Linked DNA regions of Mus musculus: all the other regions are linked to region 1. Evidence: chromatin loops called from intact Hi-C (ENCODE). Cell type or tissue: heart. All regions are shown on one strand. Region 1 holds the start of Gm26578 (a long non-coding RNA gene). Region 2 overlaps Fut10 (fucosyltransferase 10). Region 3 has its middle 100 kb from the start of Gm22140. Region 4 has its middle 190 kb from the start of Gm22140. Region 5 has its middle 30 kb from the start of Gm22140. Region 6 has its middle 35 kb from the start of Gm33281. Region 7 overlaps 7420700N18Rik (RIKEN cDNA 7420700N18 gene).

Region 1 (4,000 bases):
GAGCTATCTTAACAATTGCACCTATCTTACAGAGTTTGATTCTTAATCCAACGAAAATTAAAGTAGGATGGAAGCGATTCTTAAGACGATTTAAAATGAACATCTTTGCCCCGTTTTCCCTTCCCACCCATGTGTGACAGGTGTACTCTGGATTTCACCTTTGTTTAAATCGTGGCAGCCAGAGAACACAGGGAAAGCTGTGGACAGCCACGGGTCTGTTAGTATTAACTCCAGGAAGCGAAAAGGAAGGAGCCAAATCACTCTGAAAGTGGGATAGCTGTAGAATATTGATCGTTGGTGCGAGCTGTTTCTCGACCACAACTCTATACCATCAGTAAAAGAGCAGGCTAAGTTGGCCACAACTGTGTGTGTGTTGATGACAGCATCTGTCTCTATGTGGAGACCATTGTGAATCACTCCTTGGTGCAGATCACTCTGGTCTCTGACTATTCCTTAGAGTTCTCCACCTGGATCCAGGAACGCTAGGATTCACTAGCAATTCTCAGAAAGTCTAATGGGTGTGGGAGGGGGCTGGTATTACTGAACTAAGGGTCTGCACTACAGTTCTACGGCCCCAACCCCCCCCCCCCCCCGCGCATCTGACTTGTACCCATCCACACCGTAGACATGTTACTCTCTATGGTGAACTATGGCTCCTCAGTTCTTTTAAAACTTAAGCTGTAGTAAGAGATACGTGTGCTTGGGAAGAAGCTAGAGTATTTTTTTTAATGGAGATGGGAAATCCAACAGTCATGCTATTTAGCACGGGAAGGCAGACACATGCTCAAGTGGCAGATGTACGAAGTGCAAGCTGTCCATGCTTGAAGTTCACAGAACCCTTCCTGGGTACCTCAAATTCCCTTCCACTCCAGGCTGCACCTTCGCTCTTAGTGCCAGAGGGAAACTTCCCTAAAGCAAGAGAGAAATGAACTCTGAACCCTTCTGGGAAATAGCAACTGTTCCTTCCCCCTCACCGGGGCTCCAGGTCTCCAGAGCTTTCATTATGGGGCAGGTGCTACGGTTGCAAAGTTTTCTCCATCCCTCCCCCCGCCCCAACACACACACACACACACACACACACACACGCGCGCGCGCGCGCGCGCGAGCAGCCCCCCTACCGCCCCCCCCCCCTTTTCAAGGCTTGGATCAGCCCCGCAGCCTGCCAGGGACTGCGAGCACCAGGGTCGCCTTCCTGCCTTCCTGGCCTCTCCAGACTGCTCTGTTCTGTCCCGCGGCGGCTGCGACTTTGTCAGCGAAGCTTCCAGCGACCCCTGTCGGGAGTTCCCGGCAGCCGCTGGGCTCCGCCGCCCCTAGGCTGGCCCAGCTGCCAGAAGAAAGGGGCTGAGCCGTGATCGCCCAGCTCAGGCTCCTCCCGGTGGCGTGTCTGCGCCTCGGGGTGGGGGTGTGGTGGGGAAAGAGGGAGGGGGCGAGGCGAGGGGGAGGGTGCGAAGGAGGCGCCTGCGTCCAACTTGCGGGCAATTGAAAAAGAGCCGGCTAGGACTTCCCCAAAACTTGTGGGAACTCCGGGCCGCGCCGGCAGCAGGAGCGGAACGCAGCGCAGCGGCGGCAGCTGCCGGGAGATGCGAGCATAGACCGGACTGTGAGCACCTTTCCCTCTTCGGGCTGTAAGGGAGCGAGACAGCCACCGGAGCGAGGCCACTCCAGAGCCGGCAGCGGCAGGACCCGGGACACAAGAGTAGCCCCGAGACACCCCCAGACGTAGCGGGCGCTCCAGGTGATCGAGTCCACGCCGCTCCCTGCAGGCGACAGGCGACGCCCCCGCGCAGCCCGGCCACTGGCTCTTCCCTCCCGGGACAAACTTTTCTGCAAGCCCTTGGACCAAACTTGTCGCGCGTCACCGTCGCCCAGCCGGGTCCGCGTAGAGCGCTCATCTTTAGCGAGATGTCTGAGCGCAAAGAAGGCAGAGGCAAGGGGAAGGGCAAGAAGAAGGACCGGGGATCCCGCGGGAAGCCCGCGCCCGCCGAAGGCGACCCGAGCCCAGGTGAGTGCCAGCCGCTCCGCTGCTCCCAGGCGGGCACCTAGCCGCGTCCCGTGTGTCCTCGCGCAGCTCTCTTGGCGCCCAACCGGGTCCCCGAACTGCCGTGCCGGCGCCGCCTCCACCTGGTGCCCGTGCGCTGTGCGCACCCCGAGATTGCTGGCCGTTCCTCCCGGGTCCTCTGGGTCTGCCGTGCGTCGCGCTCCCGGGCTCTGATCTCGGACCCCACGTTGGTCGCGGAGCCCAGCCCCGGAGTGCGGCTCCGATTGCGGGATCTCTACCGGCTGCGCGTGCCCTTCGGTCTGAGGGCTTTGAGCGGGCCCCGTCTGCCCTCTAGCGAGAGAAGCGGGAACCGGCTCCGGGTCCGAGAGCCTGCGTCCCGCCGCTTGGGCCCGGGCTGCGCAGAGGGTGGTCGGGGAAAGGGTGGCGTGGGCGCCCGGGCGTCGGCGCGGTGGGCGGAGGGAAACGGTGGACAGCCGCCGTGCGAGCCTAGGATCGCCCTGATTGAGTGCGGTGATAGGGAAACCCAGAGCAACTGAAAGGGATTCCTAAAGGTCAGCGAAGCACGCAGAACCCGGCCCGGTGCCAAGATTCAGGTCGGCTCTGAATAAATTTGGCTTTAGCTGTTCAAGCTTTCAGGACTACTCTGATAAAGATGACTAGATTAGTTTCCCAAGAGACACCAGAAAGGAACAATTTACCCCAATTTTTGAACCCCATTGCTTACGGGTTATATATAGAATGAAGGGGGGGAGGTTAAGGTTTTTCCCCCCCCACCATCAGAGCGCAATGTAAATGACAGTGCCACCCTAGATATCCCTAGGAAAGGCTATTTCACTGACTTGGTCAGAGGAGGCATGAAAGGTTGCCTGTGACCAAAACTTGTTAAAGAGTCGCTAAAGAGATGCTTCAGGGGTGGTGCATGAGAGGGTCTTTACCCTCCTTCTGCAGTCCCCTACGGTTGATCTGGATGCCTTGTGTCTTTTAGAGCATTCCCCACACACATATTATGAAGTAGTTCAGGGAAATTACCCACACTTGTGCAGTCTGTGTCTAAAGGAGATAAGCAGAAGCATCTGCTCCGCGCAGGAAGAAAACAAACCGCGTTTTCTTAGTGGGCTCCTTGGACTCGCTCAGCGTTTCAGAACCTGGATTGTTGGCAGAGACCCTAAGCAAGGTTTAGAACAAAACAGAAACTGAACAGAGAGTAATTGTTTAGCCACTGGCCGCCCGTTCTTGTGCCTGCATAAAAGGCACTGCTGATCAGTTTTCACCTTAATTACCTCGCATGAGCCTTCCTGAAGGTAGAGGGATGTTTTCCTAATATATACTGTGTATTTTGGAGATTAACTACAACATTTTTCTCAACAAAGTATGAAACGGGGATCTGGAGTCACCATAGTATTTAAAGAGACTCAGAACTGTAAAGATATAAAGAACTTTCTGTTTCCCTTGTCACCACTTGTGCCTTTTATTTACTTCAATTGCTTGCACGGGCTGCTTACATCAGTGGTTCTCAACCTGTGGGTCGCGACCCTTTTGGCAGGCTAAAGGACTCTTTCGCTGGAGATTCATAATAGTAACAAAATTATAGTTACTAAGTAGCAACAAATATGACTTTATGGCTTAAGGACCTGAATCAAAGGGTTCAAGAATTAGGAAGGGTTGAAAATTGTCCTAGATGCTCTCCTGAGTTAAGATGGGGTGGTGGTCTGATTAGCGACCCTTTCGATGGCACTCTTCTCTCTCAACAAGGGCTAAGTCTACAACATACCTCGGATGTTTTAGTGAAGGCAGTGGTTCAGGTGGGGAGAGGTTAGGAGAAGTCTCAGGGCTGTCTGCAGTCCTGACTCACCAGGTGGGCATCTGTCTCAGGACTACCTAATGTTCTTAGAGGAGTCTAGAGTTTCTTTGCTTGGCTCCCTTGAGTCTTTGTAGTCAGTCCCTCCACTGTGACTCTCTCTAAACCAGACTCAATGATATTTCTTTCCCCATTTTCCCAGA
Region 2 (4,000 bases), 800 kb after region 1:
CTTTAGTAAAGCTCAAAGCACACATTGCACCTCACACAATAATAGTGGGAGACTTCAACACACCACTTTCACCAATGGACAGATCATGGAAACAGAAACTAAACAGGGACACAGTGAAACTAACAGAAGTGATGAAACAAATGGATCTGACAGATATCTACAGAACATTTTATCCTAAAACAAAAGGATATACCTTCTTCTCAGCACCTCATGGTACCTTCTCTAAAATTGACCACATAATTGGTCACAAAACAAGCCTCAACATATACAAAAATATTGAAATTGTCCCATGCATCCTATCAGATCACCATGGACTAAGGCTGATCTTCAATAACAAAATAAATAATAGAAAGCCAACATTCACGTGGAAACTGAACAACACTCTTCTCAATGATACCTTGGTCAAGGAAGGAATAAAGAAAGAAATTAAGGACTTTTTGGAGTTTAATGAAAATGAAGCCACAACATACCCAAACTTATGGGACACAATGAAAGCATTCCTAAGAGGGAAACTCATAGCTCTGAGTGCCTCCAAAAAGAGAAGAGAGAAGAGAAAAATAAAAAAGAAAGATGGAGCAGGCGCCAGGATGACCACCAGGGGGCGCGCGGACGGTTCTAAGTTCCTGTCCCTTTGTTGGTACTTTGAATATGTCCGGGATGGCCCTCAGCCGACTTGTGCAGGAAAGGAAACCTTGGAGTTTCCACACTTTTGGCTTTGTGGCTGTCTCGACAAGGAACTCTGATGGTACGATGAACCTGATGAACTGGGAGTGTGCTATCCCTGGAAAGAAGGGGACTCCGTGGGAAGGAGGCTTGTTCAAACTAAGTAGGCTTTTCAAAGATGACTATCCGTCCTCACCACCAAAAATGTAAATTTGAACCACCACTGTTTTCATCCGAACGTGCATCCTTCTGGCACAGTATGCCTGTCTGTCCTGGAGGAAGACAAGGACTGGGAGCCAGCTATCACCATCAGACAGATCTTAAGAATACAAGAACTTCTAAATGAACCAAATATTCAAGACCCAGCTCAAGCAGAGACCTACACAATTTACTGCCAAAGCAGGGTGGAATATAAGTAAAGGGTCCGAGCACAAGCAAAGACGTTTGCCCCCTCATAAGCCGGGGCCCTGGGCTCCATGACGAGGAAGAGATTGGCTTACCAAGAACTGGTTTACAACCTTTTGCAGCTAAGTCCATCCGTACAGTTACTAGTCATCTGGGAGGGTTAAGCGGGCGCAATTTTGCATTTCCGCCATTGGCATATCCAGTCTTTTGTGGTTTTGATTATTAAGTAAAACTTGTTTTTATTTTAATAGTGATGTCAGTATTTCAAGTGCTGTAAAGGGATAAACTTTTGTGCTTGGTAAGCCCCTAGCAGCTAGTTTCTTCCAGTTGTGCTGGGACGCAGGCATGCTTCCCACTGTTCAGAGCTCTGGCTTCTATCTGGCTGTGTGACAGAACCACACTGCCTCTCCTTCCCTACCCTCGCCCTTTTCAGAAACCTGGGCTGTTGCTTATGAGCCTCAGATCTAAAGTTGGCCAGCATCTCCACCCTGCACGACTTCCTTTGTGTTTATATGGCATTCTGTCTGTGTTGCCCTTTAGAGTAAATAAATTGTTTATGTAAAGGTTTAAAAAAAGATAAAGTTTGACTTTGAACATTAGATCTAAATATTAACTAGATAGAATTATCAAAATTCTCATCCTAAAATACTTCTGGTAGCATAGACACTAACACTTTTTATTCCTTTGTGTGATAAAATGAAGCTTTAAAGAGTGATGCAAGAACACTTTCAAACATAACTGGAAGAATAGAAATCCTTGCTCCCTGACCAGCGTTAACCCGTGCATACTGCCCTCTAGTGTCACCTCCTGGGAAAACACCCTGAAATTTGTGTATGAAGCTCACTTACCAGATCCTCCATCATCTCCATGTGCTCCGTTTCCTAATTCTAGGTCCCAGAATTTGACTAGAATAATTTCTTTGACAGTATATCTTCACTGTGGTCTCTTCCAAAAGGTTTCACTAAAGCATCCTGAAAATTAGCTAACTGGGAGAGAAATGTGTTCTAAGTCCCCAGCAAATACTCCTTCGGTTGGAGAGCAGAGCCCTTTTGCCGTTCTCAGCTCCTTGTGAATCGACAGGTGTTTTCCAAACTAAAAGCAGAGTAGGAGAGAAACTTAACATGACTCAGGGCATGTGCACAGAGAACGGAAGGTGCCGGTGGCAGCAGCCACTTCCACGGCTATACTGACATCTGCAGGCATCTGAAGAGCAGCTTGCTGTCACCGTTAGTAACTGCTTGATCAAATCTACCTAATAAAAACAAGGCAACACAGATACTATCCCGCAGGTGATAATGGGAAGGGGTCACAGACAAGTCATTCCTGCGGGTGAAAATGGATAGTAACAGGCCACACTAGTGCAAAGAAGGACAAAGACGGTGTTAACGACAGATTTACCACTAGCGTCTGTGAAATTCTTCAGCATGATTTAGTACTTGATAGAGTCACATATCTCTCCCTTGCCAAAAGCACTTGCCCGTGCTCAGTTCTCAGCTGCTAAGGTAACAGAGACAGTGCTGGGCACTGCCCTCAACTCTGCTGGCTTTCTATCTTTTGAGATGATGCTCTTCCATCCCAGGCCACAGACCTCCTAGCCACACGGGCTCTGTGGACAGTGAAGTCAGGGACCTGGGCTAGGGTGCTCAGGCATAGCAAGCCAAAGCCTACAGTGTAATATGTGCAGTGAGTGCAGGGGACACAGTGAGGGCATTGGGTACTGAGGGGCAGGAGAGACAGACAGTGAGAACAATGGGCCCAGTGGGCACAGTGGGTGCAGTGTGCAGTGAGCGCAGAGGGTACAAAGGGGTACAGTGGGTGTAGTAGGGTCAGTGGGCTCAATGGAGGCAGTGTGTGCAGTGGCTGCAGGGAGTGTAGGGCTACAGTGAGTGCAGTAGGTGCAGTGGGTTCAGTGGGGCAGCGGGGACAGTAGGAGCAGTGGAGGCAGAGGGCACCGTTAATGCAGTGGATGAAGTAGTGGGAGCAGTGAGTGCAGAGGGTGCAAGGGGATAGAGTGGGTATAGTGGGGTCAGTGGGCACAGTGCGTGCAGCGGAGGCAGTGGGTGCAGTAGAGGCAATGGGTGCAGTGGGCACAGTGGGGGCAGTGGGAACAGTGGGCATAGCAGGTGCAGTGGGCTCAGTAGATGCAGTGAGAGCAGTGGGCACAGTGCATGCAGTGGAGGCAGTGGGCACACAGGAAGCAGTGGGTGCAGTGTGCGCAGTGGGTGTAGCAGGCACAGTGCCTGCAGTGGAGACCATGGAGACAGTGAAGGCAATAGAGGTACTGGGGGTATGGAGGGTGGGCGTAAGAGCAAGCTCTCCTGAGGGGACTCTCTCCAGAGGACCTCACAGAAACTCGGAATAATTCTAAAGCTGGTTCCTGAGCTGTGAGCTGATAACTCCTTTCTCTACACGGGGAGCCACTCTGACCAAGAAACCCTCCCAAAATGTTTGCTTGTTTCCATATAAAATCAAGAGGAAGGTCCTGACAGAGTTCCCTTTACAGGCCAGCCACACAGAGTGTGGATATCAACCTAAATACTTCCCAGAAACCAACACACACATAATTAGGGTAACCGTTTCCAGCGCAGCTTTTCTGTGTGTGGTGCTGGGGGTGGAACCCAGAGCCCTCAAGTGAGCCAAGCTGAACTCTCCACCTCCCTCATAAAAATGTTAGTCCTCGTGTAACACAGGAGTAAAAAGAGACCATGCTCTCCTTACACAAGAAGAAGCTTTAAAAAATGTGGGGGGAGTCTCCGTGTCTTCTGAGTACATATCAGAAAGACAGATTTGTAAACCACGAGGCTAAGGTTAAAATTCAGATTAGCCGCCTGATGAATGGCCGACACTTACGACTGTAACCCGCAGAGCAGAATACATCCACCTTTCAAATGCGTTAAAGTGTAATCTTACCAGACAGACTTTGTTGTGTCTG
Region 3 (4,000 bases), 280 kb before region 1:
TCACAATTAAGCAGTGTACCTTGGAACACACACACACACACCCCTATCTCCCAGGCCACAAGGAAGAAAATGTGCATATGAATGTATATCTTTTCTGTAATCAATATGCATGAGTTTTCACAGAAGATTTGCTGGAATTTTTCATCAATTCTTTACCTGACTCCAATATGCTCACTTAAAACTATGTTTTAAAAAAAATCAGATTTAAAAAACATAAGCTAATGGATACAAAAGCAGTGTGTCCTGGAGTCTTTAACTCTGTCTCCTGAGTTACTTCATTTCTCTTCTACCTCTAGGATAAGAGTTTTGCCAGGAATCAGGGTTTATAACAGTCTACATAACTGGTTAATTTTCCTTTATGTTCTTGGCTTAATGTATAAATGAAATAGCTAACTCTTGGAGAGATAGAGAAAACCTGACCCACTCTAAATTCTCTCTGTGCCCTGTCCCCCACCATACCCAGGGCCAGTCCACTTTTCCAGAGCTGTGAGCCCAACCTCTGTCTTTTCAAGCCTTTCACTGTACCATATGATAGGGAAGTTCTCTTCTCTTCTCTCCCTCCTTCTCAGCCATCACACTTGGCTTAGATATTTTCAGGTCCCCTGAAAACAGATTTTCACTTGCCACGATTAAATAATGGTATTTTAAGGAACCCACCTGGTCAAACAAAGAGGAGATAGACAAAAGAAAAAAAAAAGAAAAAAAAAGAAAAAGAAAAGGAAGAAAAGAAAAGAAAAGAAAAGAAAAGAAAAGAAAAGAAAAGAAAAGAAAAGAAAAGAAAAGAAAAGAAAAGAAAAGAAAAAAAGGTTTCAGAGACTGATCCCTGAGTCTGGCTCATTATAGATTCTATTTCCATTTGCTGGTGACAGGCTCGGCAAATAAGCAGTGTTGCTGACCAGAGAACAGCCTGTCTGTGAGGCATTCAGTCACAGAGAAAAGCAATGGCCTTCTCTCACAGACGCCATGTTTTGGAAATAGAAAGCCGTCTTGCTATTTGTCCTTCTTTACTTCAAATATCATATAGATAAGAGAAACAGGGTCAGATACTGTATTCGTTTTGCAAAAGAAATCATATTAAAGTAACTCGAGAATAACTAAGTAATACCTGGGGCTTGCAGAAAGAGTACTACAATTTCTGATTACTTGGACAGATATTTTTTAAGGGTTTAAATAAATAATTTCCCCTAAGATGATAGACAACTTAGTCTAACTAAAAAATGGCTAGTGTGTTATTTCTTAATGGCATAAAGCAAACCTGGACTTCTCTCGACTGTTTTGCAAAGAAATAATACTTTGCTGTGGTTAGATTTGGATCTTAAAACCTAGAAACCTACATCTTTTTGCTGCATAGTGTTCAGTGAAAGAATATCAGGTGAGATGTCTGTGACCTTGTGTAAGTCTCTTCATCTCTCTGAACCTAGGATTCCTGGTTTGGGGGGGGCAGTTTTTGGTTTGTTTGTTTGTTTGTTTGTTATTTGATTGAAAAGATAATGATAATAATTGAGTTATCTCTCCAGATATTGATAAGTTTAAAAGGGCCTGTATAAATAAACATGCTTGTGTAACCAGTGACACACACCCGATCTCCTGCATGGAGTTTTGCATCTTCTTAGCTGTGATCCAACTCAGCGGGCCTCATCCTCCTCAGCTGTGTGTGGTCAGGTTGCCCTCTAGTGACTACACACCATAGAGACCGTGGGTCCCACTGAAGTCTTGAGAAAAGGAATTCGTGGAGTCTGAGGAGACTAGGGAAAGTATTAGCAGAAATGTATGCACTCACAGGCATCAGAACAGCAGGACAGAATAGCAACAGTTTACCATGATTGAGGGACACGATGCATGGAGTAGGAGCAGTGGAAAGGATACAGCCGAGACATAGCTGTAAGGGACCAGTCTGAGTCTGAACTGCTTTGCATTCTGTCCAGCGGTCCTAAATCCCCACTCCTGTAAAAAGCTGTGAGCGAAATGACATAATGAAAATCCAGGGTCGCCAAAGTCCCTTCCAAGTTCAGGATTCTCTGGGTCATCATAAGATGAGGAAAAGAAAAATAAAATAAACAATAACTGGAACGAAACGTGAAGGAGACTCGGTGAATGATCTGCCTAAAGGATGCTCCGTGTTTGTAATGAACCTGAAAGGGCCTCAGTATCTCGGGCTCGCAGCATCAGTGTGACTCCGTGGAGGAGACAATGTGGAGGCTGGCCTTCCTGCTGGACTGCAGGAGGCAGAGCATAAATTGTACAGTGTGTTGGCATCCTTCCCAAAGGCTCAGCCTCAAATTGCTTTCTCTTGGACAGCACAGTCTACTTGTCTAATGGAAGTAAGTTCTCTTAGAACTACCCAAGACGCAAATGATCTTTCTGGGGGTGAGGAGGAGTCTTTAAATCTGCTCCCCATTTAGAGCCGTCACAACCCTGTATGGATTATATATATAATCTAGTTTCCCTAAACCAACTAGATGTTAAATCAAAAGGTAGTCAGAGTTCACAAAACAATGTAAATAGTTAGAGACCCTCATTGGGCTCGATAGACTTGTGGTTCTCAGCCTGTGGGTATTAATCCCTTGTGTGTGTGTGTGGGGGGTGTTGTCAAAAGACCCTTTCACAAGAGTCACATATCAGCTATCCTGCATATCAGATATTTATATTACAAATTATAAGGGTAGCAACATACAGTTATGAAACAATAAAATAATTTTATGGTTGGGGGTCACTACCGCATGAAGAACTGTGTTAAATGGTCAAAGCATTAGGAAGGTTGAGAACCACTGCTCTAGATAAAAGGATGTCTCGTGGATGAGAACTTGAAGCAAACATCTCAGTGATATAGCACTACCTAAGGAATATCAGGGTCAGAAGGTGTGGACTTTCATTTCCATATAGACAGTTGCCGTTTACAAGTAACCTGTAATATTCTACCCTTATCAGAGCCTCATAAGTAAAACAAAAAAGAAGATACTTATTTATATCAATCAAATATTTGCAAAGTGCTAGCATGTCTTCTAAACTATACTGAGGTCACAATGCAAATTACCTTAGGTCCCTAAAGCACTATAAAACAATGAGGGGTTTTTTTCCAGCCAATTAAAAGCAGCATATAAAATTGAGGTTTAGCTTAGGAGCCAGTGACCCATGGAGGCCTTGGAATTGAGAGCCATTGGTCACCAAGCATTCTCATCCTGGGAAGTGCAAAATCACCCAAGTACCATAAGCTTAAAGAGCTGTCCATTAGCACGTGGCCAGCCCAGCATTACAGCCAGGAGCAACCTGCATCTTAAATATGTTCCTCACCTCCTGGTGCTCAAGCCCCCTTTTACCCAGAAGTGGGGGAGAGACATGAACCCTGTGTTTACAATGTAGGGAGCATCTTGTTGCTTTAGCCCAACCCTTCCCAGGAGTTCCAAAACTGTCTCATAGGGGCCACCAGGTGGCAGTTAGGGCAAATGGTTTCAGCCTTTGTTTTTATTTTTTCCCCCAACCAGGGAATCCTGAGGTTTACTGGTGAGGAAGCAGAACTTGGAAATGAAAACTTAGTAGAGAGCTGGGACTGTGAGCCCTGCACTTTGTATTTTGCAGAGACCATACTTCACACGTTCCTTATGGCAACATCTGGTAAACATATTCTTTAGACAGATGAAGACAGACAAACACAGGCAATAAAGGATGTTCCCCCGTGTGGAAACTCTGGAACATGCCATGAAGTGAGTGAGGCAGGGGGATTTCACTAACTAGCAGTTTAGGGTCTGGGCAGCCTCGTCAACAACACTTCTGAAACCAGATAAACCATGTTTCCTTTTGAATCAGAAAATATATTACTATACCTTAACCTCCTGAATGTTAGGATTAACAGTGATTGGGCAACTACTCTTCTCAGTTTGTCCTTTATTCCCATCTGTATTTCAGAATGAATGTTAGAAACATAAATGCTAGAAAAAAATTTTTTTTGCACTTGAACTTAGCTAATGGATAAAATTAGAAGTTATTGATTTTATATTCAACT
Region 4 (4,000 bases), 370 kb before region 1:
TGCTTATGAAAATGCCAGTTATAGTCTTGCTCCCAAAAGCCTGAATAGAGGGATCAGTAAACAACTGGAAATTGAGGCTAAATGGAAGGCTGATGTTTATCTACTCATGTTCTGTTTAGAGAAAAGCATTCCTCTCCTATGTAACCTTTCATAATCCACAGGGCAGAAAGCTGTAGCTTAAAGTAAAGCAGCCATAAAACCCAACACTCGGTAGCCACTCAGGACGAATGAAGAGAAAGGTGAGTTAGCGAAGAATCACCAGTCCGCAGAAGCTATACCTCATCCTATCTCTTTCCAAGTCGGAGGCTGCGCAAATATGTCTGAGAGCAGTTTCCCTTCTGCCGAGGAGAAAGATGTACATGAACATGAAACACTCAGAATCCACACAAGAAAAGTGTGGGAGGCAAAGCCAGTTGTGTGCTATTCCTGTCTAAGTCTCTATCTGTGTTAGAAGTGTTACCCTGTTCCTTGGGGAATTGGAAGGTGGAAACATAAATGTTGATAAAATACTTAATGATGCTGAGCTTTGGAAACAGTTTACCCTGGAACTGTCTTGCTCTTAATGTGCCGTTCCTGACACTGTCACTAACCACAGGCAGGTGCTGTGAACCCCTTTTTTTCTGTAATAAAAAATTTTCTCTGTTTTATACTAGGGAGAAAATAACAAACACACTAAAAATAATGAATAATTGGCACCCAAAGGGGAAAATAAAAAGGAGGAGTTACTGGGCATGGTGACACACTATGTGTGATCCAGCAGTCTAGAAGCTGAGGCAGGAGAACCTGAGGATCAAGGGAAGCTAAGGCTACACAGCATGATTCTGTCTCAGAAGCAAACAAAGAAAAAGGCAGAGGATGTTAACAGGGTTTGCTATTGTTGGAGGTGGTGTGTGCATATGTGTGTGTCTTTGTGTGTGAGAGTGTATATATGTGTTTGTGCATCTGTCTGTATCCATGTGTGTCTGTGTGTGTGTATAAGTGTGTGTTGTGTGTCTGTCTGTATCCATCTCTCTCTCTCTCTCTCTCTCTCTCTCTCTCTCTGTGTGTGTGTATGTGTGTGTGTGTGTGTGTGTGTGTGTGTGTGTGTGTGTGTGTGTGTGTGTGTGTGAGAGAGAGAGACTATGTGTACATATAATCATGTTTGCCCTGGTTTGGATTTTTTTCAAGGCACGGATTTAAAATAATCAGCTGCCTTACTTAATAATAAATATAAGTAAAATTAAATAATTGCTTTGAGCTAATTGGGTGGATTGTTTTGTTGTTTTGTTTTATTTTGTTTGTTTGTTTGTTTGTTAAACATTTAAAGTCATTTTCTTGACCCACAAAGTCAAGGATTAATCTTTTAGGGATTTTGTAGAAGAAATAAGGAAAGAGAGCAGCAAAGGCCTACTGTGTGCGCTTCTTCGTCCTGTGATGCTTCTGTGATTACCTTGGGCAGTACACTTTATAATTCCAACTGAGGGGGAAGAAAATGTTTCCAATGGAGCGCCTACCCTTCTAATATTACCCAAGCACAGAAGTAAAATAATATTTACCACAGCCCAAGGTTTGTCTGCTTCTGGAGTTATAGTCATAGCACCACAGTAGGACAGAAGACATAGGAACCTCCTACTTTTGCATAAAATATCTCAGCAAATGCAGAGAAAAGACTATTCTCTGGCCCCGGCAAGAGTCAGACCAAACAGGAATTGACAGATTTACTCTGGCTCTGTACTTGAGTGATGCTGTACTTTTCAAAAAGTCATAAATATTTACATTTGCCTTTTGTTTCTCACTCACTAAATCCTGTCCCAGTTCTCTGGTTAAGGAGTGTGCGTGAGAGGCTCTTTGTAATAAATTATGGTGTTTGTGGATGAATGGATGGAAAGACACGTCAGAGATAATGTAGTGTCAACTGTTTTGCTATTAGCACAATAGGCTCTCTTTATGGAGTGGAATATTCAAATCCATGCACCAGTGCTCTTCCAAATAGAGAATTTGTTTCCTGTTTTCACTTCCAACTATCTTTTATTTTAATTAATGGCAGTGCAGGTTAATCATCCATCTTACAGCTAAAGGAGTTTTACAGGCTCGTAACGCTGTCAGACTCCAGGGTATATAAATGAGGAATAGAAAGACGATTTTAGAGAAGTGGATCTTTTTTCCTCCCTTCTTTCTTCTTTCCCTCTTCCCTCCCTCCCTCTCTGTCATTCTCTGTCTTTCTCTCTCCCTCTCCTTAACCATGAAAAGACCATGTGAACTAGGGACTTCCATTGATGGTGTGTGGTTTCACTAACTGGATTCCGTCCCAGAACATCTGTCAAATTCAGATCTGACTGATGTTTCATTTCAGCATCTCTTCGCCAGGAGGTCTCTTTTTTTGGTCTGAGCATCTGTGGTTTGGAATCAGTGGTTGGGTTACTTTTATAACCAGCTGTTTAAGGGGTGGGTAGATATAAGGAAGGAGTAGGGGTGCGGAAGGCCCTGAATTCTACTGCTTTTCAAATTCTGTGGTATAAATAATTCCATGGCCAATTTCAAAGTCATTATTCTCGTTGTATGTCACTGGAGCTATATAGCACGCTGCAAGGAAGAAGGCCATAACAGGAACAGTTGTTGCTCAACTCATATAAGCTGAGACGGGACTCAAGGAACATTAGTTTGGATACCTAAGTGTTGCGTTTTATTCCTCAACAGATAATAATAGATGTTCATGATAGAATTCTGGAGATACATTTTATTTTGTCATGTATCTCATTACTAATGTTCTATAGAAAAGTAGATTTCTGAAAAATCAAGGACTTTACATTATTATATTGTCTCCCGTTGGCTTGAAAATTAGATGTTTACTATGTTAGTATGTTTTCTTGATTAAGAAATTAAGACAGAAAGCCATTAAGAGCTTTCCCCCAAGGCAGTACAAGAGTAGGCTAGAAATTTTCTAATTAAACAGTAGTAGTTTTGTTTGTATTTTATCACAATTTAATCATAATTATTAAAAATTTGATGGGAAAATTTGAAAGCCTTCAAACAGACTTGTGTAAGGTTCTTTTCTATTTGGCAGAAATATATTAACATGATCACCCTGGGGATTTAATAAAGTTTGATGTAAAATTTGTTGAGGTTTATAGACTATAGTGTCCTATATCATGAAGTGCAGTATATGTTTACATGTTAACCATTTATATTGAGTGAACTGGGACAACTAATGTCTTCAGAACTATCTTCAACTGATGGCTTCACAACTGTGTTCCATTTGGAGCCTCCTGGTTCTTCTCTCAGTCCTTCATAAAATCCATAATAGGTTTTGATGAATTCTAGACTGTGTAGACAAATACTACAATGTAATCCTTTCTTCTGTATTTGGTACCTATTGTCAATTGCCTGCTCTCTGTCTCTGTTGCCCATGGTTACCTGCCTGCTGTCCATCTCCTTACCCTTTCCCACTATTCTACCTTCAAGTTAGCTTTGGGGATTTACCATTACTACTACTACTACTACTACTACTATACTACTACTACTACTACCACTACCACTACTATGACTATTATTATTATTATTATTATTTATCATTATTATTATTACTGTTGTCTTGTTTGGCTGTTTTGTTTTTGTTTGTTTTCCACACATAAGAATGAAAATGCAATATTTGTCCTACTTTTTTGTGACAAGCTTATTTCACTTAATAGAATGTCTTCTAGTCCTGTACATATTGCTACAACTGATGGAATCTCATTTTTGATTTATGGGTAATACTCCACTGTATATACTGGCCACACTGTCTTTGTCCATGTATCTGTTGATAAGCTGACTCCATATCCTGGTTGTAATGAATAGGCCTGCTATTGTCTCTTTGATATGGTGACTTCATTTCCTTTGGCTGTATTCCCAGAACAGAATCACTGAATCATATGGTAGATTTAGTTTTAGGGTTTTTTGAGAGGTCTTTGCATTGCTTTCCATAATGGCTGTACTAATTCCCATAACAGAGGTACACCGGCTGCTTATTCTCCACATCTTC
Region 5 (4,000 bases), 210 kb before region 1:
TGTGCAGTTTTCCCTTTTGCTTTCGATTACTGAGTCTGTGCCCAGCAGCCAAAATGGAATTTCAAGTTTGCTTGGTTTTTCTACTACTGAGTTGGACATCCCAAAATGTATTAAGCATTTATCCTTCTGTAAGACCGTGAAGGGACAATGGTAATAGGTAGATTGCTGCTCCTAAGGTCTCAGTTGAACTTTCTTGGGCAGTGGTTCTCAACCTTCCCAATGTTGTGACCCTTTAACACAGTTCCTCATGTTGTGGTGACTTCTAACCATGAAATTACTTTCACTGCTACTTTATAACTGTAGTTTTGCTACTGTTATAAATTGTAATGTAAGTATTTTTGGAGCTAGAGAGTCCAGGTTGAGAATCGCTATTCTAGGGCATGATGAAAGTAGCAAAGGAGGTTTGTACTCATGCTGTGACTTTCTACCAAGAGAAAACTGTGTCCTATTCAGTTCCTGGAGGCTTACCTAGAGACTCCCGTGGTAATGCACATGAAAACAGAAGCCAAGACACAGGGCCTTGTATAAGAAGCCAGTGGCTAGATGAAGCATGTGTTGAAGAACTGTATTCAGGGGTCACAGCATTTGAAAAGTTGAGAACCACTGCCATAAACCTTGAGTCATAGACTAGGAAAATGCCTGTTTCCTAATCAACTTTCCATCCTATGATATAAATGCTTTGTAAAGGCCCAGGAATTTTGCTTACTGTTAAATCCCTGCCACCTCATGTGTTGGTGACCCACACCTGACAGTACCCATTCTTACACTGCAATGCTGTATATATCTGTTTGTTGATCTCTATGAAAGAGTCAGTCCTGACATAGATAACAGTATCTGGGAAATGCATGGACTTGATACACTCATCAAACCAAAGAAACCATGTACAAGTGAATCAAGACTGCATTTGCCATTGAGCCAAGGGGTTAAATGTGCCATTTCAATTCCAGCTTTACTGACATCCTTTATGTGGTCTGTGTTTCCCTGGAGGGTGCAGAATATAGAAAGCCACTGTGGACAAATCTGAAAGAAGACTGTAAGCCGACATAGAAGAGTCAGAGCAGAAATACACAGCAATCTTGACAATGAAGGTTGTGGAGGCACTGGGGCATCCGTCCATTTTCATCCTGGAACTTCTGTGAAGGACGCTCCATCTTGGGGTTAGAGAGCCCTAAGAAAAGCCTGGCCTGGGCTTTGGCAAATGCAGATTCCTTGAGAGACCTGGTAGCAGGGAGGCAAATTTTACCTCTTTTTTTCTGACTTGGAAAAGACAAGCAATTCCTTTCTCCTTTCTTTCCAGGTAGGGCATTGGCTTTTCAGAGCAATGTTATGCAAGGTCCCTAGCCAAAAGTGTGGCACCCAACATCACCCTCTCTTTACCTCACTTTGATCTGAGGCTTGAAACTCCACTCATCACAGGCTTACTGGGATTGCCAGCGCTCCTCTTTCAAACACATTAGGAATCTTAAATGATTTAGTGGAATCTTTCTGAGACAGTTGTATCTGAAACAGACTGTTCAGGCTTGCAAGGGCAAAAGATATTCTAAAAGAGAAACTTCTAGAATAATATTCCCAAACAGAGTATTGGGTCCCCTGAATGAATGGAAGTAGAAAGTCACAAATAGGGTAACCCCTGGTGTGAGTCAGGCGAATCGTGCCCTATTTGTACAAAGTGGTAAATTCTGTTTGCAATAAAAGTACTAGCCTATTTTTTTTTAATTCTAAACAAATATTTCCCTCCGCTAGTCAGCTGAATTAGTGGGAATGATGCGTTCTCTTTCTCTGTAGAAGTCTGTAAACATATTTCCTCAGTGGGAAAAACAGAGCTATCTGGAATGGAAGAAGGGACTGGCATTTGAAGCTTCACCGTAAGAAATGATTTTTTTCCCCAGCATTCAGATTTGAGTTTTAATATGTTATTGGCTCTGGGAATCAAGATGCCCCAGAGTAAGTATGTATGAACAGGCAGAGATGTGCATTTTAAGCGTGTTCTTTGGGGATCATAATCAGAACATAGGCATCATTTAAGGAAAGGCAAGGAAGACGACTTTCTTATGTTCTGCACAAGTTTTCTATTAAAGATACCAGATGCTCATCGTTGAGAAAGATACAGCCTCCTCTCCTTGATTAAAAATTAAAGCAGAGACCTCAAATGCTCTGATTTAATAACCTATCATTTTTAAATTTTTTCCCTGCAGTTGTTTTGATACAAGAGTTAGAAATCATGAGGACAGCCAGCTTAAAACTGCAGAGCACAACAAAAGGCAGGAATGAGAATAGATAAGGCCTCTCCCAACCTTAATTATCTCCTTCAGGAAGAGGTGCTGTGGAGATTGTTGCCTGCTACAGCTTAGCTGGGTAACTGTTAGCAGTTGTGAAGCCTGCTTTCCCTGAAGCAGTAGAGGGTGCTATGCGGACGTAAGTGAGGAGATGCTGCATTTCTTGTCAGGGACTTAGGCACCTCTCTCTCTCTCTCTCTCTCTCTCTCTCTCTCTCTCTCTCTCTCTGAGGCATCTGCTCTTCACAAAAAGAACTGAGAAGAGGAGAAGAAGAAACGAGTCCCAAGGTTATACTGAAGGACACAGCTGGATTATTCACTCCTTAGAGAGCACAGAAATAAACCCTTTTGCAATTCTGGTGAGGTTTGGCATTTCTAAGTACTTGGGAAGAGCTAAGGGTGTGGGCAGCTTTAAGAAATGATAAGTTTGAGAATTTCTCTGGAGCTTAAGACTGAGACTTTAATCTGTCTGAAAGCAAGATGTAAAAATTTGGAGTGCAGTAATGCTTGCAATTACAGGAGACTTTTTGACGAGCGATGAAGTAATTCCTATAATTTCATTAGTGGTTTTTTTTTTTTGTTCTCTCTCCCTCTCTTGCTCTTCAAGTTTTTTATATTTTATACATTTGATGACAATCCAAAATCTTACCAAGATGGATCTGAAATACATTCTGACAAAATTATCCTGAGTTCCTTTTAGAGGCATCTATTTCAGAGCCGGCCAGCCCTCTGCCACTAAGACTCCTATGAATTCTTTAGCAGAAGGAGACATTGACTCTTGGAGGTTAAGGAACCCATCCAAGTCAGCCAGTTGGTTCACGGCAAGTAGGAGATCCCAGTATCCTTGTTCCTGGTTCAAAGCTCTCCCTGCCCTAAATCTTAGCATTTCATATGGTATTCTTACTGCATTCTGTCCTTTGAGAATGTAGTATTCACTGATTTACTCGAAGAAGTCTTGCCCCGTTCTATGATGGGCTGAGAAGGAAGCTAAACATCACTCCACAGTTCCGTATACAGCTTTGTACCCATTCACACCAATGTCAAGTCAGCCACCTTCTGTTCAGCTGCCTTTTCCTGACTCTAAACCCCCGGCTTCGTGACTGATTTCACTATTTCGTGTCAACAGTAGAGTAAAGTTCATCTGACTCAGAGTAAGGGAAGTGGGCCAGGTGGCCAGGGTTGTGTAACACCTTCCTCACTTGAGACAGGGCAAGAGTGAAGAGCCGAGGCTGCCTGCCATCACTGATGCTGCACACAGAGGTGAAAAGTTCAAGGTCCCAGAAAACCCCTAGGCTGATACCCGCCGAAAAGCTACTTTGATTCTCTGAGAGTGAGCAGAGATGATGCTGGCAGGAGAACCATAAGGTGTTCTCTTGGTATGCCTTCCCTGATGTGACAAAGCAGAAGAAACGGGGGTGGGAGGGCAGGTGCTTCCAGAGACATGGCGGAGACAGGACCAGTCACACCCTGGTCATCTCATAAGAGTGAACTCCTCGCCTGCCAATCTCAGAAGATGAAAGCCGTGCAAAAGTTTGTAGTGTGTCTGTGGGGATGCACTTGGGAATTATTCCTGGACTGCACAAAGTATATGGAGTCTTAAATCCAACCACCTCTGTGAGAAGCAGAGGAGACTCAATAAACTTCATGAACAGGCAGGAAAGAGTGTCTTCTTTCCGTGTGTACGAAGTATCATAATCGGGGAGTGCTCCAGCAGGGAACAGCGAC
Region 6 (4,000 bases), 1.2 Mb before region 1:
ATTCCTATTGGATAGGGACCAGTTCTTGTTCTTGGTACTTCAGTGGCAGACAAACTACTCTGTTGGCCCTGTTCAAAATTGGTAGAAAGATGTTTCTCCCATTCATACATCTCAATGAAAATACAGGGCCCTAATGGGAGGAGGTCTGAAAAAGCAGCTCTTTTTTTTTTTTTTTTAAAGTTTATTTTATATGAGTACACTCATAGCTGTCCTCAGACACACCAGAAGAGGGCGTCAGGTCTCACTACAGATGGTTGTGAGCCACCATGTGGTTGCTGGGAATTGAGCTCAGGAGCTCTGGAAGAGCAGTCAGTGCTCTTAACCGCTGAGCCATCTCTCCAGCCCTGAAGCAGCAGTTCTTATGCAACCCAATTATTGCTTAATGACAACTTGAGAAGCCATCAGCCGTTTGGGTGGTAGAGTTTCACTGACATCTTAGAGTTCTGACTTTTCTCATGGTCATATATTTGCATTTATTAAAAACATGCCAAAACCAGAGGGCAAAAATATGCCAAACCCCTGGATTTTGACCAAGAAATTACTCAAATACCTTTATTACATTACTTATTAGATTTGAAAATGTGTTCTCTGGTCAAATCATATCCACATTGTAGCTTCAGTATTTATACTGCTCGAGAGTGCCCCTTCCTCACGTATCTGCAAGTGTTTCTGTGTTTACACACATTGCCCGACACAGGTTTGCCTTATGAATATTCACATCTATGGTTTCATTCTGATCTTTGGTCCAACTTGCGTTTGTGGTAAGGAATATTTTATTTTCTACTTCAAATTATGCCAAGTGCCATTGTCTAACGTAGCTTACTAACCATGCTAAATTACTGAAAGAGAGTAGGCAACATGGCTCATATGGAAAAGTCACCTGCCACAAGCCTGGTGAACGGTGTTCCGTCTCCTGTAACCACATACATGTGGAAGGAGGTGACTGACTGACTCCAGCATCCTCTGACCCGTGCTGGGGATACATAACACAGAGAAAGAGAGAGAAGGAGGGGGGGGGGGAGAAGGGAGAAGGGGAGGGGGGGGGGGAAGGGGGAGGAAGAGGGAGAGGGTGGAGATATATACAGAGACGGAAAGACAGACACACACACACACAGAGCAGATGACTGAGAGACTAAGAGAGACAGAGAGAATACATTTAAAAAATATATGCAAGAATATATATGCAAGCAGAAGATGGCCTAATCGGCCATCAATGGGAGGAGGGGCCCTTGGTCTTGCGAGGAACATATGCCCCAGTACAGGGAAATGCCAGGGCCAGGAAGCGGGATTGGGTGGGTTGGGGAGCAGGGCGGATGAAGGATAGCATTTGAAATGTAAATGAAGAAAATATCTAATAAAAATATATGCAAGAAAACACGGAATAGTGTGGAGGAATGCAGATGGAAAAAGAGGGGGACAGAAAAATAAATTAGGGCTGTAGTGACAGGGTCACAGTGAGAAACAGAAATCCAGGAGTCACCTTCAAGGGGTGATGTGGGATGGACTTAAGATTGTTGGATATGTGTACCGTGGGCTCCCATGTCTGGATCACGTGTCTGACCAGAAGATGGGACACATTGCTGGGGGTACACGAACCAGAGAAGGAAAGTTTGGGGAAGAAGAATGTGGGAGTTTATGTGCCCTGTGTGCTTTTAATGACCAGGAACGGGCTGACTGACAGGAAGACTCTCAGCAGGTCCCTTAGAGCTGAGAAGGTGGAGGAAGGTGGTGGGTGGGTAGTTTTGAGTGCCTGGCACCAGGCAGAAAAGGAAGCTAACGTGGCCCGTCCAGCCTTTTCCTACAGTTCTACCTACCGTCCCACCATTCATCTGCCTTCTCCATTCTCCTCAACCGAGAAAGCTGAAGGGAAGCATGTTGTAGGATAAAGTTTTCTGGAAATAATTTCTTGGCCTGGAAGAAAAAGTTCAATTAACAACTGCGTACTGTTCTGTCGCTGAAGTTCCTATGTTAGCCACTAGATGGCAGGCCCCGTTCACAGAAGTACACAAACTAAGCCACAGAACTTTATTTTTCTTTTCTTTTTTCTAGGGGATTGGGGGGATTGTTATAGATGCCAAAGATTCTGCCCAGAAGTGAGAGAAAAGAAACTTTAAGGAGTTACCTTTTTACTAAACAATTAATTTGGGTATAAAAATTTTGATATATACCGTATATCATGAGCGCACTGTCTTTTTAGCCCTCATTTCTTTAATATCCGTGCGTTGAGACAGGAAGCCGGGTGTGGTGGCGCACGTCTTTAATCCCAGCACTCCGGAGGAAGAGACAGGCAGATTTCTGAGTTCGAGGCCAGCCTGGTCTACAAAGTGAGTTCCAGGACTACACAGAGAAACCCTGTCTTGAAAAAAACAAAACAAAACAAAACAAACAAAATGACAGTAATCTATAATGATTAATTTAGACGATTAACTTAGACAAGTGCTAAAATAACGGGAGAGGTCCAATGCTATACTTCAGCAAGATAAATTATTTTTCCTTTTGAGGGCCCATATTCTTTTGAGGGTCGTAGTTTTGGAGAGAGGGAAGAAGTTGAAGGGCAGGCTCTGGACTCAGGGCTCAGATTGCTGTCAACATTAGACCAGAACTAGTGTGTTCCTGGGCACTGCTCCCCCATCTACATTTGGGGTTCTTCATCATGAGGAAAGTGACATCATTAATTTGTACTTATAGCTCTAGTGCTAATCAAAGGATACATGTGTCCAGTGCCCTGGTTTTTAGTAGGCACACGTGAAAATGAAGGTGATGGCAATTTTGAAGGGTGCCAGAAAGGCTGCCGTTGACAAAGGCTCATGTTTTAGGTTGTCACTGGGAATGTGTAGAGTCTCAGAAGCATTTTTTTTTCTTAAATAAGAAATGTTGGGAATAAGCCGTTCAGAGATCAGGCGTGACAAGGTGTGGTGCTGTGTGTAGGGGCTGAACAACTCTGTGTGGCTCACATTTCAGTGTTACTTCAGTGCAAAGTTCTAGGGAGTTGAAGAAGCCTGGAGAAAGAAAAAAAATTTTCTTTATTACTTCTAGTTGCCTTAAAAGCAAGCAAGCAAGCAAGCAACCAACCAACAAAAAACCAAAACAAACACAAAAAAGCCCCAAACCAACAACCAACCAACCAACCAAAAAAAAAAAAATCCCCGTGTTTATATGGGAATTAGAAATATCTATTTAAGGCCAGGCTGTGTAGGGCACGCCTTCAATCCCAGCAGTTGGGAGGCAAAGGCAGGCAGATCCCCGTGAGTTCAAGGCCAGCCTGGTGCACCTGCAAGGGATTATCTAGATTAAGTTAATGGAGGTGGGAAGACTCACTTTAATTGTGGGTGACAGCATTCCAGGGACTGGGATCCTAGACTGAATAAAATACTGAAAGCCATGGAGCAGTAGAATTCATCGCTCTTTGTTTCCCGACTGTGGCTGCTACATAAAGCGAGTAGCTGCCTCCCACTCCTGTCGTCATGGTTCCCCATTCTCACAATGGACTGCACCTTGCAACTGTGTGCAATGAACTCCTCCACATCGCTGCCATCCGGGCATGATGACATTCTATTGCAGTAACAGGAACCGGAAGTAACATGCCATGTTCAAACACGAAGGCCACCAATTGCACAGCGCCCTTTAGTGTGCTGTAGGTATTCTCTTCTATGGACTTAAATAGTAATCATATCTAAAAATACTCACACAACCAGCCAGAATAATATTTGACCAAATATCTGGGCTCTGTGACCCAGCCAAGTTGACAATCACCACACTAGTGAGACTACCTATGTCTTTATATTTAATTTATGGTATTTATAAGGAAAAAAAGAGTTAAGTTTTATTTGTGTTTATTTTCCAAGTGTTTCAATTCTTATCTCTTATTTGGAATATTTAACCAGGGAAAGTTTGTTGTAACTACTTAAATATTTATGGCTAAATTTTTCACTCTATTTGTTTTATGGTTTACTAAAGCATCCTAAGGTCTCTCTCAATTTCCCTCCTGGCTTATGTGTCT
Region 7 (4,000 bases), 640 kb after region 1:
TTTTGTACTAATATACACTGGTTGCAAAAGAAAAAAAAAGAGAGAGAGAGAGACAGAAGGGATGGCTCACTCCACTGGCTGCTCTTGCACAGGACTTGGGTTCAGTTCCCAGCACCAACAGGGCAGCTCATGACCATCTGTAACTCAGTCTCAGGAAATGGATCCAATGCCTTTTCCTGGCCTCTGTGAGCACACAGTGCACAGACATGCAGGCAAATAGACACACATAAAATAAATCTTTAAAAAAAAAAAAAAAAGAAAGAAATTCACGATGGCCCATTACTTTCTAAATTCAACAAAATGGTTCAAGTTCAATGGTTTCATAAATATATTTAACCCTCCTTCTCCTAAGGAAACTCAGAGTTTGGATACCAGCCCTGTTGCTTGGCAGTTATAGCTTTGGGAAAGGTCAACTTCTATACAATTGAGATAGATAGATAGATAGATAGATAGATAGATAGATAGATAGATAGATAGATAGATAGATAGATAAATTTATTTCTACCTCATATGGTGTTATGAAGATTAAATGGCATAAAATATCCAAAGTAGTTGTAACTATGTCTACATTCTAGAAACTACTCAGTCAGAAACACACAATTTCTTGACGTGGAGTTTTCTAAAATGTCATTTCTCTCCAGGAGTCTTTTCCCACACCATAACCCACTGGTCTCTGGGAAGAATCTCTGAGTGAGCCTAACAACGTCCTATACGGATGTGAAACAGTACCAGGCAACTCACTGTTGCAACAAAACAAAACAAAGTGACCGTTTGTGCTGTCTCATTTCAATGGCAGATCCAAACAGTATCTGTGCCACTTCTCCTTCGGAATTCTAAAAATGTGGAAAGCCCCAGTAATCAAACACCCTAAGAGAATGACTCAGCTGAAAGCCTGGATCTGCTCCAATCTAAGATCTGAGAAGACCTAGCTTATGCCCTGCCTCTGACACACAGGGACTTTCCTCCTGCCTCTGACCTGTGTCTTGTAACTGACCTTCAGCTTCAACTTCACAGCTATGTGGTCAATGTCCCTTGAAATGTCCACTCAGTCTGAATCAATTATTCATCAGCTTCCTAGGTGGTGCTGTGATGCAGTTGCCAAGTATGCCCTAATAAACATCTTGGTTACAGGAATGGGTTCGGTCTGACAATGCTAGAGTTGCATATATCCTTTCCAGGCACTATTATGGGCAATGATCCCCTCACCCCCACCATCACCACCACTTCAATGGTCAGTTAGTTTTACTGGAATGCTGTTGCTCTGTTCCACCTCAGAGAGCTGGAGACTTTTGTAGAATGGACAAATGTAAAATATCTACACAGTCTTGCTTCATGTCCCTCCAAGGGAAATAGGGGTCTGCTTCCAAAATACATGGACTGCAGCATCTTGGAGGCTTTAGTTGGAGAAAGAATAATGGCCTTCCTCCTGGGAAATTCCTGGTGAATTGGCATCATTGGAATTTCTTCAGCCAGCTGTCTTAATGACCCATACACCCCCCCCCCAAGATATCACTGTGTTAATTATATAGACTGAGCATATTTGAGATGATAATAATAGCATTACCCTCTGTTGACATGTCATTTCGGTTTCCTCTTACCTTTTGCACTATATATGCACATTGGAGTGTATGTCTGCGGGTGGGGGGTAGGGTGGTTGTATTCAGGCTCAAAAAAGTCTCCACAGTATATAATCTGTTCATTTTGAGTCAGTTACAGCCTACTCCTTAAATCATTTCCTTAATTGGTTCCTGATCTCCTTACTAATCACTGGCTGATGCACAATACTGCCACCTTCAGGTAGTTCTAGGAAATACCATTTGATAAGGGGGAAAAAATGTTAACATTGGTATGAGGCTGGAGTGAGTACCCACAAGAAATGGACAAAACAATATTTGTTTGCATTGCAAGCTGGGAAAGAAAGGACTGTGCTGTTGGGATGTCCCAACAATTGTGAGGAGGGAATTTTGGTTGTTTTAAGGGAAGCAAAGTAAAAGCAGGCATTTGTGAGAGTTCTTGGGGGTTTCCATGAGAGTGGGATGAGCGTCCCAGCTCCAAATGCTTAAGGAGCTGCTACTCAGAAATGAAATGTCAGCTGGCATAGCTTTCTCACTGTTGGCCACACTGCCTGAGATATGTGTGTTTCTGCGGACGTGCTTTTTGTCACCAAGGTCACTTTGAGGTCCTTCTGCCTCCTGGTTTTCTTTTGTGTCTGAATGTCACCAGTGTTCTTTCTGATGATCCCACATTAGTGTGCAATCAAAAGACATTTTTGTCCCACTCAGTGGGACTGCAAATGAATGGTGCAGCTCACAGAAGCCTAGGAGCATTTTGCTTTGATCTCTAAGTAGCTCAGCCTTCCAATGGCTCTGACTCTATCACGGGCACGTTCTGCTCAAATGTCTGCGAATCGGTGACAGCCATTAAACAAGTTGGAGCAGGCTCTCTGGTTAGGCACTGGCCAGGCAGGCTGGCCAGGAGCAATTCACCTTCAGCATGCTTTCCCCTCTTTCCTGTCCTGTGGAAGGTCAGGGAGCATCAAACCTGCCTCCCAGGCTCCTCCCACTCAGAACAGGTTTAGTGCAGCTACTGCTGTGCCCCAACTCTGGCCATCGGAGAGGATGAGCTTTTATTATTTTCAAATAATCTGTTTATCAAACTGTAAGGTGTTAATTATATTTCTTCCTTTGATGCATAGAAGACGATCAGAAATCCCAATCATCTCCCCCTGTTTTGTTCAGCTCATGCGATGTTACTATAGGTAAACATCTGCTTTCCTGGCTTTCTGTACAAAAGCTGATTTAATATGACCCACGAAATCCAGACTGCTCGAAACTTCCAAGCGACGTTTTTGGCTTCCCTTGATCATTGATCAGCACTGTCCCTGAAAGTGAGTGTTGAGCCAGCCAGCATAATGAGGGGAACAGAGGACCCATGGTCCTGATGGGAAGGGAAGGAACTTTCTACAAAGCAGAAAAGGGGAGACCTCAAGGGAGAAGATCAGGGTTTTGTCTAACCAATTACACTCTCATCGAAGAGTATTTTACACACATATCTGAAGTTCAGCCAAAAACTCGACTTGTTAGCTTTTATATTGACTGCTTTCTGGTCTAAGAATGTGTGTAACAGATAGGAGGGAGGATTACAGAAGGAAGAAACGGGAGAGTGAGAAAGAATTGGAGAGGGGGGAGAGGAGGAGGGAGAGAGGAAGGGAGGGGAGGGAGAGGAAGGAAGGGGAGAAAGGGAGGAAATGGGGAGGGGAAAGGAAGTGGGAGGGAGGAAGCGACAGGAGGGAAAGAGAGAGGGGAAGAGAGAGGGGAGGGAGAGAGAGAAGGAGGAAAGGGGGAGGGGAAAGGAAGTGGGAGGGAGGAAGCGACAGGAGGGAAAGAGAGAGGGGAAGAGAGAGGGGAGGGAGAGAGAGAAGGAGGAAAGGGGGAGAGGGAGGGTATGGGAGAGAGGAAGAGGGAGGGGGAGGGAGAGAGCTTAGTAGAAACTAGTATCTAAGCAGTATGACTGGCTATATGACTCTCTCAAGTCACAACCCCAGCCGCACACAGTGCTGAGACCAAACAACTCGGCCAAATGATCATTGTTTATCTTTTACATAAAAAAAAAAACATAAATCACTGGTTCTCTAATAAAAGAGGATGCTGAAAGGCTATTAGAGAACAGAATATAATCTTATAATGGCAGATAATTAGCTTGAAATATGTCTGGTACAGCAGTTTAGCTGAAGGATTAAAGGCTATTGCAGAGAATTCCAGCAAACCACAGTGCTCACAGTGGCAGGGTGAAATGGTGCAGCAGAGGGGAAGTGTCTTTCTCCCTGTATTACATTTGTCTCAGCATCCTATTCTGAATGCCTAATGTGTTTGCTTAAACTAATGACCACACTGAGTGCACTTAGGAGGCATAGTTTGAAGATTTGCATTTTAAATCTAGCTGACCCAGTCTCTTAATTGTTATCTATGTTCTGCATGAAGGCATTTTCTTTATGTACTGA

Evidence for each region. A loop is a pair of places that touch in the nucleus more often than their neighbours do. Peaks named below come from ENCODE experiments on the same cell type or tissue, not always from the same donor. Only the 100,000 strongest peaks of a DNase experiment are listed, where the experiment ranks them.
Region 2: it touches region 1 in a loop (4-fold over the local background); 9 of 42 quality-filtered maps call a loop at or near these places.
Region 3: a loop joins it to region 1, with 5 times the contacts of the local background. A loop is called at or near these places in 12 of 42 quality-filtered maps.
Region 4: it touches region 1 in a loop (4-fold over the local background); 8 of 42 quality-filtered maps call a loop at or near these places.
Region 5: a loop joins it to region 1, with 19 times the contacts of the local background. A loop is called at or near these places in 20 of 42 quality-filtered maps.
Region 6: it touches region 1 in a loop (8-fold over the local background); 13 of 42 quality-filtered maps call a loop at or near these places.
Region 7: a loop joins it to region 1, with 4 times the contacts of the local background. A loop is called at or near these places in 6 of 42 quality-filtered maps.

The regions. Positions count from the first base shown.
Region 1 is chr8:32,007,012-32,011,011 of GRCm38, reverse strand. It overlaps Gm26578 (a long non-coding RNA gene), which reads right to left and starts at 1,071. Exons shown (of 3, transcript XR_870305.3): 1 at 1-1,071. It also overlaps a transcript of Nrg1 not described here. In heart, CTCF peaks have their summits at 1,292 and 2,341; a DNase peak (open chromatin) is centred at 1,341; H3K4me3 peaks cover 3,455 bases; H3K27ac peaks cover 2,391 bases.
Region 2 is chr8:31,212,001-31,216,000 of GRCm38, reverse strand. All of the region lies in intron 3 of Fut10 (fucosyltransferase 10), which reads right to left. It also overlaps the pseudogene Gm8051. Among named protein-coding and RNA genes, the nearest start is that of Fut10, 27 kb to the right of the region's middle. In heart, CTCF peaks have their summits at 597 (motif pointing right) and 1,870 (motif pointing left); no DNase peak of the experiment used is centred here; H3K27me3 peaks cover 656 bases.
Region 3 is chr8:32,288,001-32,292,000 of GRCm38, reverse strand. It overlaps a transcript of Nrg1 not described here. Among named protein-coding and RNA genes, the nearest start is that of Gm22140, 100 kb to the right of the region's middle. In heart, a CTCF peak has its summit at 1,672 (motif pointing left); no DNase peak of the experiment used is centred here.
Region 4 is chr8:32,375,506-32,379,505 of GRCm38, reverse strand. It overlaps a transcript of Nrg1 not described here. Among named protein-coding and RNA genes, the nearest start is that of Gm22140, 190 kb to the right of the region's middle. In heart, no CTCF peak of the experiment used is centred here; no DNase peak of the experiment used is centred here.
Region 5 is chr8:32,213,706-32,217,705 of GRCm38, reverse strand. It overlaps a transcript of Nrg1 not described here. Among named protein-coding and RNA genes, the nearest start is that of Gm22140, 30 kb to the right of the region's middle. In heart, a CTCF peak has its summit at 2,380 (motif pointing right); no DNase peak of the experiment used is centred here.
Region 6 is chr8:33,182,743-33,186,742 of GRCm38, reverse strand. No RefSeq gene overlaps it. Among named protein-coding and RNA genes, the nearest start is that of Gm33281, 35 kb to the right of the region's middle. In heart, a CTCF peak has its summit at 1,970 (motif pointing right); no DNase peak of the experiment used is centred here.
Region 7 is chr8:31,370,336-31,374,335 of GRCm38, reverse strand. The region is part of intron 1 of 7420700N18Rik (RIKEN cDNA 7420700N18 gene); the gene reads right to left. Among named protein-coding and RNA genes, the nearest start is that of 7420700N18Rik, 4.6 kb to the right of the region's middle. In heart, a CTCF peak has its summit at 1,785 (motif pointing left); no DNase peak of the experiment used is centred here.